Regions from separate parts of the Homo sapiens genome. Here region 1 is linked to region 2. Evidence: chromatin contacts called from ENCODE Hi-C or POLR2A ChIA-PET data. All regions are on one chromosome and are shown on one strand. The core of a region is the stretch at or near the end of the contact, and the rest is flanking DNA. Distances in the headings are between cores, read along the strand shown.

The links. Hi-C counts contacts between places; a loop is a spot of excess contacts on that map. ChIA-PET counts read pairs that join two places held with the same protein, here RNA polymerase II (POLR2A). Pooled maps may share reads with other maps.
Region 1: a loop to region 2 is called in a map of naive thymus-derived CD4-positive, alpha-beta T cell, with 3 times the contacts of the local background. The contact joins two enhancer-like sites. A Hi-C loop is called at or near these places in 1 of 168 maps with a recorded cell type or tissue (naive thymus-derived CD4-positive, alpha-beta T cell) and 6 of 50 pooled maps. POLR2A ChIA-PET finds 5 or more read pairs at or near these places in 1 of 52 experiments (activated T-cell).

What each region holds. Positions count from the first base shown.
Region 1 is chr18:70,670,528-70,675,058 of GRCh38, forward strand. No RefSeq gene overlaps it. Among named protein-coding and RNA genes, the nearest start is that of GTSCR1, 22 kb to the left of the region's middle. Within about 2 kb of position 1,789, at least 2 of the 41 ENCODE cell types and tissues checked have a DNase peak (open chromatin) inside an H3K27ac peak, as active enhancers do.
Region 2 is chr18:70,487,399-70,491,843 of GRCh38, forward strand. LOC105376872 (a long non-coding RNA gene) reads left to right here. Exons shown (of 3, transcript XR_935606.3): 3 at 2,657-3,867. Among named protein-coding and RNA genes, the nearest start is that of LINC01910, 110 kb to the left of the region's middle. Within about 2 kb of position 3,158, at least 4 of the 41 ENCODE cell types and tissues checked have a DNase peak (open chromatin) inside an H3K27ac peak, as active enhancers do.

The sequences.
Region 1 (4,531 bases), core at 539-3,038, 180 kb after region 2:
TTCTCCATCTTTGTCTCTGTTAACTATTCTTTAAAAATGCCAAGATGTGGGGGCTTTGTTGTCTGTATTTTTTTGCTCTCTTAATTGCTCTGAAAAGAAATAGTATGAAAATAATAAACTTCATTGAAACCAGAGCTAAGGACAGTTTGGCCTATCTCTACACAACTTGCATTGTGGAGTTCACAGCGTTGTTCATAAAAATAAAAAACAAATAAGATCAAGGCTACCACTAAATTCAGCTATCACACTAAGAGCTCATTCTATTGAGGGAACTTTTATGTAATGGAAAAGCACCTTCAGCATAGCCTTGGAGTGCGATCTCTACTCCTTGCAGTAGGTGAACATCATCTTTCTCAATGAGTATTCTAGAATCACAGAATTTGGATTACAGGAGAATCCTTAAAGGGCACCATGAATTTAAGGTCGTATGTGCTTTCAACTCAATTTCCAGTTAAACAATGCCCACACCCAGGGCTGTTCAGCTGAATCAGGAAGAGTGTTTAGAATCCATCTTTGAACTCAGCTTAGTCATGTGGACTCTCTGTCCCTGCTGAGGCTTCAGCTACATCGATGATTGTGCACCCCCCAGATACCCTTTTCAGTCACCTGGTATCATTCTATTTGTTTTAAAGTGGACAGCGTAGTTCTCAAAGTTAAATGACCCAACTCTATTCATTTGACTGTTCTGGGATTAGATTCTGGTCATGGCCCCTGGCTTCTAACTACTTAGGTTTTTAATGCAGACCTTGTACTAAGCTGATAGTGCAATTCCTAGAGTATTTTATAACATTTCCATCTAAGAAGTCCATTTCCAGTGAGGTCAATGCCTTTAGTATTCATTGCTTAGCTCTAAACTTGTATGTAAATTGGAGATTAAAAAAATCCTTAATTTAAAATAGTGATCTGGTAGACTCTATGCTTCTAAAATTTGTCCATGAATCCTCCTCTTTTATAGGTCCTCCTAGCAGGTAATATAAAGTGGAAAAACATGTATGTAAATTTTATACTGTGATACTCCCTGTTGCACAGTTTCTCCAATTTAAAATGACTTGATGCATGAGAGAAAGGAGAGCTAACATTTCATTTGTGCCTTTTCTCAGATGATAGAATAGATACAAAAAGATCATCATAATAAGAACATCCATGAGAATGAAGCTGACTTATTTTTACAAACCTTACATAAACCTTGAATTTTCCAGGGAAACAGGGAGTCACAAAAAGGCAGTGAGGTTTTGAAGAACAAAAATCTAATGGCCTAATAAAGATATAAACAAAAATAATAAAATATTAACTTGGTTTCTTCATCTTTGAAGTAACCAAGTTGGATGTTGGGTCAGATTATACCTCTAATGTAATATAATTTTACACTTCTTTGTTCACTACCAACAATATATGCCATAAAAATGTCTAGTCGAGAGGTATCTTAAAGAACCACTGGAAACGAGATATAGAACTTTAGACTTAACCACCATGAATTCCATAAATAACTGTCAAAACCTATACACAGGTGATCTCTTTAATAAATTGAGAACTGAGAATTGTTTTTGATGAAAGTTTCATGAGTCTCTGTAGCCCCGGGGTTCTGAGCCCATGAGTCGAAGGACTTTTTGACTTTACGTAATGCTGGAGCAATACCTTTAGAAGAGGACAAATCCATTTAAAATAAGCTCTCTGCAAATGCCACAGCCTGCATTTTCAACCTGTGGGCTGTCACACAGACATGACTGGGCCTCGTAGTATATGCCACCAGCAAAGTGCAGCACCTGTGAGGCACACACCTTCAGTTTATGTGAACCTGAATCAGGCATGAGCATGCACACCCAGACGTGCAATGGAAATAGCAGCACAGCACCGCTGGGCTCTCACTAACCCCGCATATGGGAGTGACAGCTGTTACTTGTGCTTGGAGCAGATTCTCTAAGCATATGGTAACTGTGGTAAGGATAGTAATCTCTGCTCTAACAGTTGGTTTGGCATAAGGGATTATTGTTGGGAAGCATTTCTTCCTTTTTTAACTAAAAAATTGCAACTGGTATCACTATTTTTGATTTAAAGATATTTTCAGCCTCTGCCACTGTACCGTATCACACAACAATGCAGAAGTGTTCCATCAAGATTGTGCTGAACTTCATAAGAGCGATTTCATAAATATATGCACTTTTGAAAAAGGAGCCATAAAATGAAATTGTGGTTGTTCCAGAACAATCTCTGTCAAGGGTGATGTTCACTCCCGAGCCTCTGATCACCATCCTCAATAATAACAATAAAATTGCCAACTGTGACCTCCTAACAGACTTGTGGTTTCCTGTTATTGCTAATGTTCTGTCTGTGGAAGGCAGACGCAGTTTCTCTCAGGTGCACCATTAAATTAGGTGACAGAGTGCTACTGCGTGACTGGTAACATATTGAAGGGAAGATCAAGGAATGCTGCAAGATGGCCCAGGGAGATGTATCAGAAACGAACCCTTTCATTTTCCAAGCATGAAGCTCCTATCAGAGACTGTTGTGAATGCCCATGAAAATCATAATTTATCATTTAGGGTGCTTCTGAGATAAATCTTATCACAGATTTTTCTTCATTTTCTTTCTCCTCCAACATTATCAAGATTACCAAGGATGATGTTGGGATAAGAAGATTGCTGACACCAAAGAGTGAAAATCTATGCTTTCAGGTTGTCTTTACTAAGCACAAAAGCCCTCAGAAAGAATAAATTAGGCTAACTTATTAGCCTAATTTAGCTGGAGACACATTGACAGCAAACTGAATCTTGAAGTTTCTCAGTGGAATATATGGGGTCATATATTCTACCGTGAACAGCATTGGAGATTTTAACAGGACAAAGAAAATCCTCTGATTACTTATGCTCTGTTCTACTTGATCCAATGATGTCCTCTGTACATGGTTGTGTTCCAGGACCCAGATGTAGAGGACAGGGCAGAACTGTACTCTCTGAGCTTTTTACCCTCAGTTTTCTATGAAAGCCTAGCTTTTCTACATTACCGAGCTTCATGATTTTTTTTTAACTTCTCTTGAAATATAAATCCAATTTTCACTTAATAGGGCCTTCTACTGTTTTTTCATTTGCATTCTCTTCCTTGAAGATTGTATTCACTTTTGTTACTGTAACTATCACATCCACGTGAGTGGCTCCCAAATCCATCCCTGGGCTCACTTTCTACTCTTCCAGGCCTGTCTCCCACCAAAGCTCTTTCACCGAACTTGACTGGTGAAAACTACCAAAAGTTTTATGTTTCTAGGCTCCATGATGCTCCTTCAGTCTTCAGCGTCATTTCCTGGTTCCTTTCTTGTTAGAAATTCTGCCTATCTTTAAGCACAACAGTATTATGGAACCTGTATCACCCAGTTCAGTTGATATTAAAAATATGTTTTAATCAGCGTTACATGGTGTCTATTGCTAGTCTGAGCTAATGCAAGCCTGTATGTTGCTGGGCAGCACTGTTGAATGTCAGCTCTGCATATCACACGTCTTGACATTTGTGTTTACAAGTCTGTCTCTCCCACCAGACTTGTCATGCTGAAAGTTTCCTGATGTCTAGGCCTCATTCACATGTTAAATCTTGATCATGTTCACGGTGCATAGGTACTTAAACGGCCGTTTGAATTCTAGTGAGTGAATAATATTTCTTGATTCTATGGCTTTGTTTCTGTCATTCGAGCCTTATTTCACATTTACTGTTTATATATTGTATTCCTATGTTGATTTATATTGACCCTTTTCCATATGGACTAATGTCAAATGTCTATTTTGGTAGCTTAATATTCCATATTTCAAGCTGTTATTCCTCCTTAAAAGGATAATATTGAATGATAATTACAACATCTGATCAATTTCCTATTATTCTGAAATCTGACATCCAAATTCTAGATAAAAATCTTTTATATCTCTGTGTTAAATGGAATAAGCCAAGAGTGAAACTCTGAAATATTTCTAAAACATTTTTTTCTTTCTCTTTTAAAACATTTCTATATCAACCCACTGATTAAGATTTTTATGGCAGGCTGTACACCCTGCTATGTGTATATGTAACTCTATTGACTCTAGTATATATTTATCAATACAGGTTGAGTATCCCTTATGTGAAATGCTTGGGACCAGAAGTGTTTTGGATTTCAGATTCTGGAATATTTGCATATATATAATGAGGTATCTTAGGGATGGTACCCATGGCTAAGCATAAAACTCATTTATGTTTCATATATACCTTATAAACATAGTCTAAAGGTAATTTTATACAATAGTTTTATTAATTTTGTGCATAAAAAATTGTGTTAAGTACTTACATGTGGAATTTTCTGCTTGTGGTATCATGTCAGATTTCTAAGGCTTTGAAGATTGAAGCATTTTGGATTTCAGATTTTCAGATTAGGGATGCTCAATCAGTATATTACAAAAAATCTTTTTCACGTGTCCTATGGGAATTGAGACACAGCATGTCTATATGTTCAAATCTTGAGCTTATAAATATAGTTATTATAAGATTATTGAAGAGAGGAGTCTGAGATAACTGG
Region 2 (4,445 bases), core at 1,908-4,407:
ACCAGTCTCAGGTATTTCTTTATGGCAATGCAACAATGGCCTAATACAAAGACTGTTGATAAACTCATCTGAAATAATTTGTGTACACTCCTATGTTGTCAGCACGGTTTGCTTCTTTTAAATCATTGAAAAGTGGTGCTCAAACCTCATCAGTTTTTCAGCCCATCTAACTTTGAGTTTTACCTGGATAGAGACACCTTTAGGAAAGACTCATGCGCTGCTGGTCACAGGTATCCACAGGTGACCAGTGCAGCTGTTCCACACCCCAGCAGTGGCCTCACGGGCTTTCAGGGGCTTCTCTGTAAGCTGTGCTGGAGAAACACTCTCATTCTCAGGAGGATCCTGGGCGTTTGCTGAGTGTAGTGATCTACCTAGGAGCAATCGAGGATGTCTGACCCAGAGTCATTGTACTGCCTTTCAAGACCCCTGATCTGGTTGGCACCTCTGCTGAGAAGGCTCCACTCCCAAGGGAGTAGGGGCAGGGAGGGGCGGGCAGCCTTGCCTAGAGTCTAGGATCCAGTTCTCATTCTCCAGTCACCACGAGCCCCTGCCTGGGGAGCCAAGTGCTCATCTTCTCAGTCCGAACATCTTTGCACCCTCTTTGCTGTGTCTGACAAGTTAGAAGCTAGACAGAGGGACTTTATTGTTAACTGCACATATGCAATTCACATTGCAGATGAAACTGCTGGAAATGTTTATTTTTAAATATAGTTTTGTTTTTAAATAGAGACAGGGTCTCAGCATGTTGCCCAGGGTTTTTTCCAGCTCCTAGCCTCAAGCCATCCTCCCATCTCAGCCTCCCAAAATGCAGTTTTTCAAATTTATTTTTGAAACAGTAATATAACGATATGGCCAAAAATGAACAAGAAGTGCCAGAGTATATTCTATACAGTGCAACTCAGTCTCCTCCCAGCCATATTTCCCAGAGGTCCTTCTACACTTTTCCAGAGTGAAGCTGTTGATAAACAAACACATATATGTTCTTTGTAAACCCAAGATGAGAGTGTATGATCATCTTCATTCTGCACATTTTTCCAATAAACAATGTCTCAGCAATCTTTCTGAATTAGTATATATAATCCTACTCTCACTTTAAATGTTGGTACACTGTAAATATTGGTGTACTATTATTTCTTTCTTTCTCTCTCTCTCTTTCTTTCTTTCTTTTTTTTTTTTTTTGAGAGACACGGTCTTGCTGTGTCGCCCAGGCTAGAGTGCAGTGGCACAATCTCAGCTCACTGCAATCTCTGCCTCCCAGGTTCAAGCAATTCTCCTGCCTGAGCCTCCCAAGTAGCTGGGATTACAGGCTCATACCATCATGCCTGGCTAATTTTTGTATTTTTAGTAGAGACAGGGTTTTGCCATGTTAGCCAGGCTGGTCTCGAACTCCTGACCTCAAGTGATCCACCTACCTTGGCCTCCCAAAGTGCTGGGATTACAGACATGAGCCACCGCGTCCAGCCCATGATTTCTTTATTCAGCCTGCACTCATGGACATTTAGGTTGTTCCCAGATATTTTTTTTTTTTGCTATTAAAAATGAGAATGCTATGAATTTCCTTGTATCAATGGGAATAGATGTGTAGGGAAAATGCCTAGACATGGCTGGGCGTGTGTGTAAGGTGCATTATGATAGATATTGCCAAACTGTTCTGTGTGAAAGTTGTAGAATCAAGTTTTCTTGCCAACAGCATATTAGAGGGGTCATTTGCTTTAATACACAAAGTTTATAAAATATTTTTAGTTTTACCTATTTGATAGTTGTTAGATTAATTAGGTATAATAGTTGCATTTTATTATTAGTGAGGTTGACTATATTGACACGTGCTTAGACACAATCTCCTTCCTTTCTTGAAAATTGCTCACGTGTGTCGTATTAGGTTGTTAGCATTAACTTTCTTACTGGTTTGTATAAATACTTTTTAAATAGTAAGGACTGTAGCCTTTCCATATGTGTTGCAGATACTTTTCCCAGTTTGTTACTTGTATTTTGACATTTAGGTAATGCTGTTTTGCAGAGTAAAGGCTTGTTATTTATTGTAGTCAAATTGCACAATTTTATCTTTATAATTACTAGGTTTTGTTTATCACCTGAAAGGCTTCCTGGTATATTGCTTAAATATTCATTGACAAAGATTTAGTTAAGCTTTCTGTCTTCCCAGTGCTCTTACAGCACCTGGAAAGATGTGAATTTCAAGGATTTATTAAAATGACTGCTTTTGTTTTACTCCGGATAAAACCGAATCAGTTTGAACCCTACAGAGGAGCCCAGAATGATTTCTCTTTGTCTCAGAGGCCTGCCTTTCTCTCTCTGTCTCAGAGGTTTGCCTCCACCTCCCCTGAACCTTGGCCCAGAAGTTTGCCTTCTCTCTCTTCCTTCCCCCTTCTTAGTGGCCTCTGAACCCAAGAATCTGTCCTGGAAGCCAAATGGAAATTCTACACAGAAGCCCGTCTAAGTCTTAGCAGCAATGTTGTACTCGTTTTCTTCTTTAAAATTAATGAATACACAGCCAGAGGTTTATTATGCCACACACATTGTGTTCACCACTCTTCATGATTAAAAGTCTCACTTCTGGGGTCCAGGACAACTTCCTAAATTCATCACCGGGAACTGCATTGCAACATTGCTGATTCTGGCCCTATGATTAATTCTACAGCTTTTGAAGAAACCCAAACTGGACAGACAGTTACTGAATTTTTGTAATGTCCGAGGCTTCCAGGAGGAGTGACACATATCTCTGCTGGATGAGCTCACAGTTCCAATGAGAAGATACAAGCTGAAAGATTGCAGCAGAACTGGGAAGTGAAAGCACGGAGAGGCTGTGGGACATGGAGGAGGGGCGGTAAGATTGAGAAAGAGGTAACAGTTGGGGTGACTTTGGACCTGAGACCTGGGCAGGCATAAGAAGTCTCACTCTCTATTCCATTCTTGGCAGGGGATGTTTCTTTGTACCAGGTAGCTTTGCGCTTGTTTTGTTCCATAAAAGTAAATCTCTGTTCACTAAGGAATTATGGTAGTGAATGGTGACTCTCCGGAATTATAGGGCTAATTCCAAAATAATCTTAGTTTTATTCCCCCACATTGTAATATTAACACTTGGGAATTTTGTTTATCGCGATGTTTAATAATTTGGCCAGCAGAGGGCACTGCATACTGACAGTCTCTCCACACCAGTCGCTCAAATCCTCAAGAGTTCCCGAAGTGTTAGGCTTAACTCAGGGGTGTTTGCAAGTGCTTTGCTCTTCTGTTTCAGACATAAACATATGTCAGAAATTAAAAGAGGGTTGTGAAGCAGGAAATTAGATTAACAGTAGCATATAATTTCCCTCTATTTGTTAATAAAGAGAAAAAATATTGGTATGTACACCCATGTCTACAGGGTTTTAAATGTAGCTGTATTAATTAATGTATTAATAATATGATAACACTACTTCTTGCATAAATCAACATAACTTCTAAATTCTCTTTGAAAATATTTTTGGTTTTATATTGTGGTTTAATTCTCAATCATAAACTAAAAAGTAAAAAAACCTGATGCCTAATGTTATACTTTCTTTCAAACCTTAAGATAGATATTATTGTTTGAATAGTATCAAAATATTGTGGTTCTGCACAAATGCTTTTTATAACTTCTTACGATGATATTTTAATTTCTATTTCCACATATGGATATGAGTATTCGAAAACATTTGACGCACAATTTTCTTCTCTTCATCTCCCCATTATAAAAATGTAAAGGTGTGTTTTAAAACCCGTTTGCTCTTGGTTAAACTTGACAATGTGGAGACCCCTTTGTTAGCTGGTCCTATGAGTTAATGCACAGCCTTTGTGTTTTTCATTTAAGGAATAAACTAAACTGGTACCATCCAATGCTACTGACTTGATTTGCCATAGCCCATCTCTATGATGTAAATATGGATTCCCTGGCATTTGCAGAGTTAAGACAGTCTCCTGGGATCAAAGCCTGCATCACATAAATACAGGAGAAAAGCTACTAAAAATTTCTTACAGTAGGAAAACACTCAAGAAGGTTTTTATATTAAAAATCCCTTATCCCAAAAACTGTAGGCTGTGTTCTGATGATGTATTACTAATTTATCAGATATATTTAATGACAGTTTGTAACATGTTCCTACTAAGTGAAGGAACGGTGCTCTGATAAGCACTGGGCAGAATTGAAGAAGTATGACATTCTCTGATCACTTAATCCATGCTCAATTTGACTAGCAATTTTATTTAGGTTTATTGCTTGCTATATAATATACTTAGTTGTATAAGTAAGATACAGATTAATAGTATTTAAATATTACTTTGGAAGCTTTTAAGGGAAATAATTCTAATTCTGAATAATACTAAATAGCTCTGCAGCATGTTGGGATTTAAATATAGATTCAGTCACTACTGTAGATTAAGTCATGATTTGTCTTTTAAAATTGGAAAGCGAG